Regions from separate parts of the Homo sapiens genome. Here all the other regions are linked to region 2. Evidence: chromatin contacts called from ENCODE Hi-C or POLR2A ChIA-PET data. All regions are on one chromosome and are shown on one strand. Each heading gives the region's core, a stretch centred on a gene start or an enhancer-like site at or near the end of the contact. The rest is flanking DNA. Distances are from core to core; before and after follow the strand shown. Region 1 holds the start of SCD (stearoyl-CoA desaturase). Region 2 holds the start of MRPL43 (mitochondrial ribosomal protein L43). Region 3 holds the start of FBXW4 (F-box and WD repeat domain containing 4).

Evidence for each region. Hi-C counts contacts between places; a loop is a spot of excess contacts on that map. ChIA-PET counts read pairs that join two places held with the same protein, here RNA polymerase II (POLR2A). Pooled maps may share reads with other maps.
Region 1: a pooled map shows a loop between it and region 2 (4-fold over the local background). The contact joins the promoter of SCD here to the promoter of MRPL43 in region 2. A Hi-C loop is called at or near these places in 4 of 37 single-sample maps with no recorded cell type and 7 of 50 pooled maps. POLR2A ChIA-PET finds 5 or more read pairs at or near these places in 4 of 52 experiments (Caco-2, GM12878, OCI-LY7 and 1 more).
Region 3: a pooled map shows a loop between it and region 2 (9-fold over the local background). The contact joins the promoter of FBXW4 here to the promoter of MRPL43 in region 2. A Hi-C loop is called at or near these places in 2 of 168 maps with a recorded cell type or tissue (CD8-positive, alpha-beta T cell and prostate gland), 1 of 37 single-sample maps with no recorded cell type and 5 of 50 pooled maps. POLR2A ChIA-PET finds 5 or more read pairs at or near these places in 2 of 52 experiments (T-cell and activated CD4-positive, alpha-beta T cell).

The regions. Positions count from the first base shown.
Region 1 is chr10:100,344,877-100,348,568 of GRCh38, forward strand. SCD (stearoyl-CoA desaturase) reads left to right here and starts at 2,357. Exons shown (of 6, transcript NM_005063.5): 1 at 2,357-2,655; 2 at 3,188-3,470. The coding sequence starts at 2,629. RefSeq lists silencers at 1,622-2,001, 2,202-2,251 and enhancers at 1,792-2,383, 2,032-2,101, 2,482-2,721.
Region 2 is chr10:100,985,145-100,989,094 of GRCh38, forward strand. MRPL43 (mitochondrial ribosomal protein L43) reads right to left here and starts at 2,353. Exons shown (of 3, transcript NM_032112.3): 1 at 2,169-2,353; 2 at 1,946-2,052; 3 at 1,125-1,831. The coding sequence starts at 2,299. The coding sequence ends at 1,590. TWNK (twinkle mtDNA helicase) reads left to right here and starts at 2,399. Exons shown (of 5, transcript NM_021830.5): 1 at 2,399-3,950. The coding sequence starts at 3,067. It overlaps SEMA4G (semaphorin 4G), which reads left to right. Exons shown (of 15, transcript NM_017893.4): 15 at 1-472. RefSeq lists an enhancer at 2,112-2,181.
Region 3 is chr10:101,693,826-101,697,304 of GRCh38, forward strand. FBXW4 (F-box and WD repeat domain containing 4) reads right to left here and starts at 1,345. Exons shown (of 9, transcript NM_022039.4): 1 at 556-1,345. The coding sequence starts at 1,280. RefSeq lists an enhancer at 25-104 and silencers at 415-874, 1,155-1,204, 1,235-1,514.

The DNA.
Region 1 (3,692 bases), core at 1,107-3,606, 640 kb before region 2:
TTTCACCCTGGCTGGAGGGCAGTGGTGTGATCTCAGCTCACTGCAACTTTCGCCTCCCGGGTTCAAGCAATTCTCCTGCTTCAGCCTCCCAAGTAGCTGGGACTACAGGCACTTCCCACCATGCCCAGCTGATTTTTGTATTTTTAGTAGAGATGGGATTTCACTTTGTTGGCCAAGCTGGTCTCAAACTTTTTGCTGTCATAATTGTTGTAACTATTGTTCCTTTTGCTGAGGTAGGGCCCCCAGACCAAAAAAAATAAATCTTAGAATCCAAATCAGTGTGTTGGTTTGACCACTGTCACTTGAGAACCACAGTGTGACCAGGGCCTCAGGAGTAGAGGTGATCTCTGCTCGAAAGAGAAATAGAATGAAAATATTCTCCGGGCCAGGCGTGGTGGCTCATGCCTGTAATCCCAGCACTTTGGGAGGCCAAGGCATGTGGATCACCTGAGGTCAGGAGTTCAAAACCAGCCTGGCCAACATGGTGAAACCCCGTCTCTACTAAAAATACAAAAAATTAGCTAAGTGTGGTGGCGCATGCCTGTAATCCCAGCTACTTGGGAGGGTGAGGCAGGAGAATTTCTTGAACCCGGGAGGCAGAGGTTGCAGTGAAGCGAGATCACACCACTGCACTCCAGCCTGGGGGAGAGAGCGAGACTTCCTCTCAAAAAAACAAAAAACAAAAGAATTAAGCAAATTAGACATTGCAGAGAGAACCTGAAGGGGGTCAGACCACGTACAGATTTCTGTGCCACATGCCAAGTACTTCTGAGGCATGACTGGATGAGCTGTCCACATCTGAAATCATCCAGTCTTGTTCAGAACTTTCACACCGGACAGGGAGCCAGGACTGGAATGCAGTCTCCTGGTCACTGGCCAGAGAGTTGGCCTGACCCTGAGACCAGTGGCCAACAAAGGAGCTGCTTAGTCTACCTCCCAGGAAATCCCAGGTGCTTGTCTTCCTGGGAAGTGAATCATTGGCGCAGCACTCCGTATTTTCTCCTCTTCCCAGGGGAAGGATCCTAGGGCAGTATTTGGGAAAGACATGGGCATGGAAGGACACCGGGTGAATGCATAGCCTGCCTGGTTCTGAGCTCTCATGGTAAGGCTCCTACAGACACGGAAAAGATGGGGGCACAGGGACAGATCAGTAGGGTCAGAGCATCTCAGGGACCGAGGGCAATATGGTCCTGAGCAGGGATTAAGAGCTTGGGCTCTCATATGGTGTTTCTGGGCTCAACTGCCAGCTCCATCACTTACTGGTTGCTGTGACCATGGGCAAGTTATTCCATCTCTCCATATCTCTTTCCTCACTTTTAAAATGGAATAATGGGGTACCCACCTCCCAGGGTCACAGAGAGGCTTACAGAAAACGATTCTTGTGAATTGGCTTGCAGTAATAATTCAATACCTGCCAGCTATTCTTATTCCACATCCAAGCCCTTTCGCCTGCTGCTGGGTGAAAACACATGTCAGTGTTTCCTGACGGTTTCCACAAAGAAGATTCCAAAATTACAACCTGCCAGTCTGAAGAATCTCCAAAACATCCCGCACGCATCCTGGAGGCGCGGGCTTGGGGATGGGACTGCCCGCCCGGGTCCTGAACAGGATGCGTGCGCGCAGGCACACACACACCAGCCAGCCTGTGTGTGCGGCCGGAGTCCGGTGCGGTCCCGGGTGAGCAGCGCGTGGCTGGTGGGCGGGGCAGAGCCATTGTTCGCAGGCGTACCGAGTCCCCCGCGCTCGCCCGGGAGGGAGGCGGGGCTTCCCGCGTCCCCCAAGCTCCAGATCCTGGGGTGGCTGCCACGTCTCCCTGCCACGCGCCTGGGGGGACGGAAGACGGGACGGAGATGTTAGTGGTGGGCGCCCCCCGAGGGTTCACCACTGTTTCCTGAGAAACTTCCCCAGTGCCCACCCACCCGTTCTCCGTGTGCCCGAGGGCCGGTCCTGGGCTAGGCTCCGCGCCCCAGCCCCAAACCGGGTCCCCAGCCCCTTCCAGAGAGAAAGCTCCCGACGCGGGATGCCGGGCAGAGGCCCAGCGGCGGGTGGAAGAGAAGCTGAGAAGGAGAAACAGAGGGGAGGGGGAGCGAGGAGCTGGCGGCAGAGGGAACAGCAGATTGCGCCGAGCCAATGGCAACGGCAGGACGAGGTGGCACCAAATTCCCTTCGGCCAATGACGAGCCGGAGTTTACAGAAGCCTCATTAGCATTTCCCCAGAGGCAGGGGCAGGGGCAGAGGCCGGGTGGTGTGGTGTCGGTGTCGGCAGCATCCCCGGCGCCCTGCTGCGGTCGCCGCGAGCCTCGGCCTCTGTCTCCTCCCCCTCCCGCCCTTACCTCCACGCGGGACCGCCCGCGCCAGTCAACTCCTCGCACTTTGCCCCTGCTTGGCAGCGGATAAAAGGGGGCTGAGGAAATACCGGACACGGTCACCCGTTGCCAGCTCTAGCCTTTAAATTCCCGGCTCGGGGACCTCCACGCACCGCGGCTAGCGCCGACAACCAGCTAGCGTGCAAGGCGCCGCGGCTCAGCGCGTACCGGCGGGCTTCGAAACCGCAGTCCTCCGGCGACCCCGAACTCCGCTCCGGAGCCTCAGCCCCCTGGAAAGTGATCCCGGCATCCGAGAGCCAAGATGCCGGCCCACTTGCTGCAGGACGATGTGAGTTTCCCAGCCTGGCCCCGTACCGCCGGGTCGCAGGCGCGGGCTGGGCTTCCAGGGGACGGGTTGGTGGCAGAAGAGAGGGGAGAGCTCCGCGGAGGACTTGGTCATCTTTTTCGAGTTGTGCTGCCTTCCGTGAGTTGGGAATGTGGATTGTAATTTGGGGACTTGAGTCTCCAACTTTAGTTTCTTAAGCTTTAAAGAAAAATCCGGTCGTGCTGGTGCTTTTATGAATTATGCGGGTTTTCCTTTGTCTTCGTGGGGATGTGAGTGCTTTACTTCTCCTTCCTACTGCCGCCTCCCGATAGGTTTCGCGCCCCTCGTCCCCCTCGCCCTCCGCCCCTAATGTATCTGTACAGTTTCAGGGAACTTTTCTCCGTTGCGTCTCGGATACACCCTACCCTCAGTGAACTACGGCGCTGCGGAAGGGTCCGTACTGTCCACCCTTCCCCCAGCGTGATTAGAGAGCGGAGTGGCCCCAGCTGCCTCCACGTGTCTCTTCTCCTGACTCTCCTCTTCCTCCCCCTTCCAGATCTCTAGCTCCTATACCACCACCACCACCATTACAGCGCCTCCCTCCAGGGTCCTGCAGAATGGAGGAGATAAGTTGGAGACGATGCCCCTCTACTTGGAAGACGACATTCGCCCTGATATAAAAGATGATATATATGACCCCACCTACAAGGATAAGGAAGGCCCAAGCCCCAAGGTTGAATATGTCTGGAGAAACATCATCCTTATGTCTCTGCTACACTTGGGAGCCCTGTATGGGATCACTTTGATTCCTACCTGCAAGTTCTACACCTGGCTTTGGGGTAAGCAGCCTCCCTGTCCTCCTGACCTAGTCCTCCAGGTACTCACTGCTCTTTTAATAAGGTAGGATCTTACAGAGGACACCAGCCCCTCCCAGCCTCCCGGTTGGGGTTTTTCTCAGGCATTTCTCTTTGGTTGCTTCAGGCCTAGTGGGCTGGGAAGAACCTGGGGGTACTGAGATGCAGGACTGTCAATGCTGGGGGTTGAGAGCTTTGGAACCTTGT
Region 2 (3,950 bases), core at 1,103-3,602:
AGCATTTGCTTCCTCTAGACTACAGCAGGGAAAGGGAGGAGAAATCTGATGTCTCAACTGGCACATGAAGCCCATTCTTGGAACTATGCAAAGGGCAGAGGCTGGGAGTTTGGACGCTTAGCTCCTACCCCTGTCCTACCTCACCGGGGCACTTTCAGGGGCCAGGGGCCTCTGAAGTCTCTAGGCCTATATGGGACAATCAATTCTGACTGAGCTCCCCCATTCCCCTCGGGTGAGGATGACTGTTATTTTTGTAGCTGAGAACGTGGAATCCCACGGGTTTTTACTGCCCTTCACCCAACCTCTCCCACCTCCACCCCACAATGAATGTATTTATTGTGAGAATGGCTACACTTCTTTAGGAATGCCCCCACTTACAACCAGGTGGGTGGAACAGGCATGTGACAGAGTGGGGAGCCTGGGCTCAGCTCCTCCCCCTGCCGTTGGTTAATAAACACCCTTTTTCCCCACAGCTATGACTAGTCTGCTTCATCTAGATGCGCCCACCCCTGATCACCAGGGGACAGGCTCCTGAGCCTATACAGAAGGTGATATCTGCCTCCAGGATTGGCTCTGCTCCCCAATACAACTATTTGCAGAGGAAATTGGGATCCTCCGCTTCCATCCTGACTCCTTGGCAGGCACACAGGCCTCTTTAGTAAGGTTCACACTATTCATTGATCATGGTGTTAGGGCATGACAAGAAAATGACAACAGTTCAAGAATTCTTACAGGGGTTTCTAGATTTTCATTTCCTGCCTCTCATTTCCCCACCATCCCCCCTTTTTAAACTAAGATTAGAAAATACTCATTAATATCAGCCTTCCTGCCCTTCCCCAAGGTTCTCAGCACCCCCCACCAGCTGGCTCAAGGGACATGGATTTTATTTCTGCACAAAGAGGGACGTGGGGGGAAGGAGATGTATAGCTAAGACCAGAGAAAGCTTGTCAGCCAGGACTTGGTCTGAGAATCACTCCCCTCTCCCTTTCAGGGGTCAGGCCTAGATTAATCACTTGGCCTTTGATACTAACCACCTGACAGTTGTTATATGTTCTGCGTCTAGTTTTAAAATAATGAAAACTGAGGCTTGTGCTTAACATATGCACACATTTTGAAGACAGACCTGAAATGTGACCTTGGATAAGTTTATTAACCTGTTTTATAAATCTGTATTCACACAGATATAAAGTGCCTAGCCCATCACAGCAGAGCTCTCCGTAGCTCAGTGGTTGTTCCAATAAGACATCAGGGATTCTTCAGAAGCCAGCCTTCAGACCTCTCACTGTGTTTTGAGATCATTATTATCAATTTGGATTTAAAAAACAAGGGCCCTGTAAAACCCTTGAAGTCTTCCTCATCTCAGGTTTTAGGGATGCCACTTGCATAAAAATGAGTGGTTCACAAGGTCACTGCCCCCAGAAGCAGGCACTGGAAAGAAACAGGCAGCTCTTCATTATCCCAAGCAGAACCTCTGTCAACTTGCCCATTGATGGGTTCCATTTGCCTGGGCTTGGAATCCCAAAGGGGAAGAACCACCTTTACCGGAGTAACAGTCCAAAGCCTGGGGCTGCAGTTGGTGGGGCAACTCTTCACTGTGCTTGCACCTGGGCTGGGGCAGGATCCTGAACCTCTCGGGGGCGTAGCCCGCGGAACGTGGTCGGCTTGTTGGTGAAGGGGTGCCACTGGCCCTGGATGCTAGGGTTGTCGGTGTGGAAGGGCTTGCGGATGCGGATCACGTCCAAGCCCGACTGGTCGGCCAGCTTCTGCACCAGCGTCGAGATCTCCTCGACCGACTTGCAGTGGATGCTCTCCTCGCGCACAGCCCCGTTAACTGGCAGAAGAGGGGTGAGAGTGGGTGGAAGCTGGCCGGTGCGACCAAGCGAGAAGGAGGATAGCGGGTCGAGCCCCTGATCCCGCCCTCCAGCCCGAGCCCGGCCCCACTCACGGTATTCGGCCACTACTCTGGGCACGCAGCACGGACGCGAGTTTACATATATTACGACCCCTGGATTCCGTCGGGCGAAGTCGATCACCTCCCGCTCCACGAACTCCCTAAGCGACCCGGGACAGTGAGCAGTATGACCCCTGACTGGGGGCGACCTACCCGGGGAGTCGTTGCCACCTCCACACCCACCCCGACCCGCGCCTGCGCACTTCCCTTGGCTCACCTGGCGCCGCGAGACGAGGCGCCGTCGCGGCTGACGCTGAAGCTCAGACGCTGCAGCTGCTGCACATAGCGACCCAGTCCGTTGTGGAGAACGCTGGCCAAGAAGCGGCTCGGAGTCCCGCGCGCCGTCATAGCTACAGCTTGGAGGCCGCGGAGCCTAAGCAGCGAGGAGAGGGGGGCGGGACTAAACCTCGAGGCTTCCGGTTCCGGGACGACCGCTCCCGGAGTTTTGCTTCCGAGGTCAAGGCGAGTAGCATGTGCGGGAGACTCACGTTGCCGGCGAAGTGGGAGAGAGAAAAGTGGTAACCTGGGGCTGGGGGCCGGCGCGGCGGAGCTCGGAGTAGTAGAGCGGAGTGAAGACACGGGGGAGGATAGAGACTGGCATTCCTTTGGGCCGGGGGATTGGCGGGAGTCGTGCTGGGTGCTCTCGCCGTGTTGAGGTCCCAGTGAGGGGAAGGAGAAGCGGAAGAGGGTCTCTAGTCGGGGCCTAGGGCAAAGGGACTACAAAAAGGATGCAGATGACTATAGAAATGAGGACGACGAGGAGATGCTGTGGAGGAGCAGTAGAGGTGAGAAGATGATGCAAAGAAACTGTGTCAGTGAGGAACTGTATAGAGGGTCATAGAGGTGAGGTGGCGGAGAGAAACTAACTAACGGACCATAGAGGTGGGGGAGCCATTGTAGAAGGACGTGGACGCGAAAGGGTCGTGTAGATGGGCATATGTGTGAAGCAGCAACGTAGAGGGGCTGAAGAGGAGAAATTCATGGAGAGAAAGAATGCACCTAGAGTGAGCTCTGCAGAGTGCTGCGTGGGATATCCCTAGAGTTTGGTCTAGTGAAGGCACGCTAACCAGGCACCTAAGGCATTTCAAGTAGTGACTTCCCACATTTGGCTAGGAATGTGGGTCCTCCTCCGAAGTGGGTACCCCCTCCGTATCTTGTTACCCCTGCGTGGGGAGTGGATGGGTCGGAGGGGCCTGCCCCGAAACTTGGCCCCAGGCCCTCCTCGCAGACGTTACAGGAAGGAGACTCTCCAAGCCTTGGATATGCCAGTGTTGCCTGTAACTGCAACTGAAATCCGCCAGTATTTGCGGGGGCATGGGATCCCCTTCCAGGATGGTCACAGTTGCCTGCGGGCACTGAGCCCCTTTGCAGAGTCTTCACAGCTCAAAGGCCAGACTGGTGTTACCACTTCCTTCAGCCTCTTCATTGACAAGACCACAGGCCACTTTCTCTGCATGACCAGCCTAGCAGAAGGGAGCTGGGAAGACTTCCAGGCCAGCGTGGAGGGGCGAGGGGATGGGGCCAGGGAGGGGTTTCTGCTTAGCAAGGCACCAGAATTTGAGGACAGCGAGGAGGTCCGGAGGATCTGGAACCGAGCAATACCTCTCTGGGAGCTGCCTGATCAGGAGGAGGTTCAGCTGGCTGATACAATGTTTGGCCTTACCAAGGTTACAGATGACACACTCAAGCGTTTCAGTGTGCGATATCTGCGACCTGCTCGCAGTCTTGTCTTCCCTTGGTTCTCCCCTGGGGGCTCAGGATTACGAGGCCTGAAGCTCCTAGAGGCTAAATGCCAGGGGGATGGAGTGAGCTACGAGGAAACCACTATTCCCCGACCCAGCGCCTACCACAATCTGTTTGGATTACCACTGATTAGTCGTCGAGATGCTGAGGTGGTACTGACGAGTCGTGAGCTTGACAGCCTGGCCTTGAACCAGTCCACGGGGCTGCCTACCCTTACTCTACCCCGAGGAACGACCTGCTTACCCCCTGCCTTACT
Region 3 (3,479 bases), core at 95-2,594, 710 kb after region 2:
TCGTGTCGCTCTGCCTATATGAAGTCATAAACTATGGCTGAACACTGGGACCGAGGGCTTCTCTTAAGGTCCGAGCCCTGAAGCTTAACAACCTTTAGAAAAGGGTAGGGAGGATGAAAGATGAAAGTCCACAAAAATTTATGATAGACCACTTAAGGAACCTGAGTCCTAGACCTGGACTCAAGGAATCGTCCAAAGCACCGTACCAGACTGGCTCCTCTGGGGCGAAGGAACCGGGGCAGCTAAACCTCTGCAAAAACACACAATCGAAAGCTGTAGGGAGTGCCTAAGATGGCTAATTGTGAGGAGCGGCCCACCCGGGAGGGTGCCTACTGAGGGATGCTCTCGGGAGGCTGCCTCAGATGGAGGCCTTGGGGAGGAGGGGCAAAGGGGTCCCCGAGAGTGCTCGGGAAAGGGTGTAGGCGGAGGTCAGGTGTAGGCCTAGAAACTCGGGGTGCGACACGACCCTGGGCCGACCAGGCCGCGGCGCCCCGCCCTTTCCCGGGACGCGGGGCCGGCTCGGGGCGGGGAGCGGGCGGGCGAGCGGACGCTTACAGGTCGGTGCCGAGCCGCGTGAAGCCGGAGTTGAGCGAGGCCCGGGCTATCCGGCGCCAGAGCAGATCGCAGCTGGTGAAGCGCCGCAGCCAGCGGCACACCTGGGCCAGGCGGCCGAGGGCCCGCATGTCCAGGTAGGAGCAGATGAGCAGCAGCAGCTCCTCCGGCAGGCGCCAGAGCGCAGGCCCCGCGGCCGGGCGGGCAGCCGACTCCCGAGCCGCCTCCTCCTCCTCCTCCTCCTCCCCGGCCGCCGCCGCCATGGCCACCCCTGTCCCCGCGATGTCGGCCCAAGCCTGACCCCCTCGTCCCTGTGCTCTTCCCGGCCTGGCGCCCTCCCGCCGCCTAGCCCTGACCCTCCATTCCTCCTTCTTCCCATACTCTCTTCCTTGTGCCTCCTTCCCGGCCCCTGCGCTCCCCTCGACTCCCTTGACGATGCCTCTCGCCCCTTCCTCCACGCTTCTGCCTCCCTCTGCTTCCTCCCTTGGGCATGCCCTCGCTCCCGCGTCAGCCCCCGGCCCGGCTGCCTCCTTCGCCGTCTGCGGCCCGGGCTTCCCTTCCGCCCCGCTTCCTCTTCCGCCTTGCCCCGCTCTCGCTTTTCCCTTCCCCTTCCCCTTCCTTCGCTTCCCCCTCGCCACCCTCCCTTCCTGCAGCTTCCTCGCCTCTCCGCCCTCGCCCTCGCCGGGCCCGCCGTTCCCGGGGGGCCCCGAGCGGCCCTGGCTGCCCATGAGCGGCCGCGGGGCCGGCCCGACGCGGAGCCCAGCCCGAGCCGCCACCGCCGCCGCCCCGGGAGGAGGCGACACCATGTCGGACCGGGTCACATGGGGCGGCGCGGGCCGAGCCCTGGGCACGCCCCTCACACCTGCAGCCTTGGAGCCACTTCGGGGTGCGGGCTGGGGCCGGGGCGCTGACACCACCCCCGCATCCCCGAGAGCGCTTGGTGGAAGCACAGGAGTTCGCGCTGCAAACACGTGAGGCCGGTTTCAGGGCCCTGCCTGAGGCCACAAGAGGACCCGCTGCCCTCAGGAAGCGGCCATTTGGAGCACCTGCCCTCAAGAAGCCCCTAGTTGGGTGGCCTTGCCCCTCTAGAAGCCCTCCTCTTCCTCGAGTGATGCCTCCTTTCCACGGGCCACATGTGAGGGCCCAACGAATCTGCAGCCCTAGAAGTTGACAGGTTCCATAGCTTAGGTTCTCACACAGGCCCGGAAGCACGGTCCTGGCGTGAGCTTGGGTGTTAGACGTATTTGGGGATTTGCAGTCTTCTAGATCCTGAGTCCATAACTTCAAAAACAGTCATGTATCAGGAAATGGCACAGCTAGGGCTTCTTATCAGTCACCACCCAAGTGCAAGTGGATTCTCCAAGGACTCAGCATCCATTCTTCATACCACCCATTCGATTCACATGGCATTAATCTGAAGGGAGAGCTACTGAGGTCTAGACCTGTGCTGTCCAACAGTGTCCTCCCTCGTCACATGTGGCTGCTGAGCATTTGAAATGTGGCTAATACAAATTGAAATGAGCTATAAGTGAGAAATGCACACCAGATTTTGAAGCCATACAAAAAAAAGAATGCAAAATATCTCATTAATAATTTTATATTGATTACGTGTTGAAGTGTTAATATTTTGGATACGCTGTATTGGGCTAAATACAATATATTTTAATGTAACTACTAGAAAATTTAAAATTATACATGGGACTTGCATTTGTGGCTCGGGTTATTTTTCTATTAGCATTGGGCTAGGCAGTAAAACTTGGAGGAGGGGAGGAAGATGCCAATTTCTGTCTGTTTATCCTGTACTCCAAATCCAGGTAGGAAGGATTGGAGAGTTTTCTTTTGTACTTATCTACATCTTAACACTCATTTTCAGGGAGCAGGGAAGAATAAAAATTGACCCTGAAAATTATTCAACACCTAGCATAGCCAAAGAGAAACCTAGGGAAGCAACTACATTGTATTATGGTGCTGCAAGAAGCATCATGTAACAAGGTCAGACCGGAATCTGGCTTTGCCCTAGAATTACTTTTTGATCTTAGCAAAACAACAACAAAAAGCCCCACCTATCTTGGCCTTTTAGTGTTCTCAATCTGTAGTGGAGATAATGCCTCTGCCTTACTTTCGAGGGATAAATGAGATGATCCCTGTAAAATGCTTTGAACTCCTCTAAGAAAATTCTTAATAATAGTTACAGGTCAAATCCTGTTACAAAAAAATGCCATCCCTCCCCCTCTCCAAATGCAACAAAGACTTTGTGTAGAAAACGATTTCCAAACTCAAGGCAGTGGTTTATTGAAAGCACTATTTTATAGATTTCAATGCGGCCAAAGAATTTAAGCCATGTTTTAGAGATCATTATAAAGAAATTTACTTATTCACAGGTACCATACTGTTAGAAGACTACTAAGGCAGGAATACTTCACATTTAGGTGATGTCATGAGTTCAATATTTATTGATTTTGCTACATTTGTGTACTATGAGCGAATCAAGAAGGAAGACAAATGATATAGCAGGAATATGGTTCCTGCATTTTGTGTTTAGATTTGTGTTAGAGATGTTTGTAATTTCTTACTGTTTGAGTACTTAACTCATTCAGGATACATAGTAAAGCTGAGTAGTTCATCTATATTCTATCTCATTTTTAGTGGAGGCACTAAAACTTCTTTAACCCAACATAAATCAGGATTAAAATCCATAATCATGCAAGTGTAATTTACTTTATTTTCATTAATGGAGAATTTTTTTTTGAGACAGAGTCTGGCTCTGTCGCCCAGGCTGGAGTGCAGTGGCGCAATCTCGGCTCACTGCAAGCTCCACCACCCGGGTTCACGCCATTCTCCTGCCTCAGCCTCCCGAGTAGCTGGGACTACAGGCGCCCGCCACTATGCCCGGCTAATTGTTTTGTATTTTTAGTAGAGACGGGGTT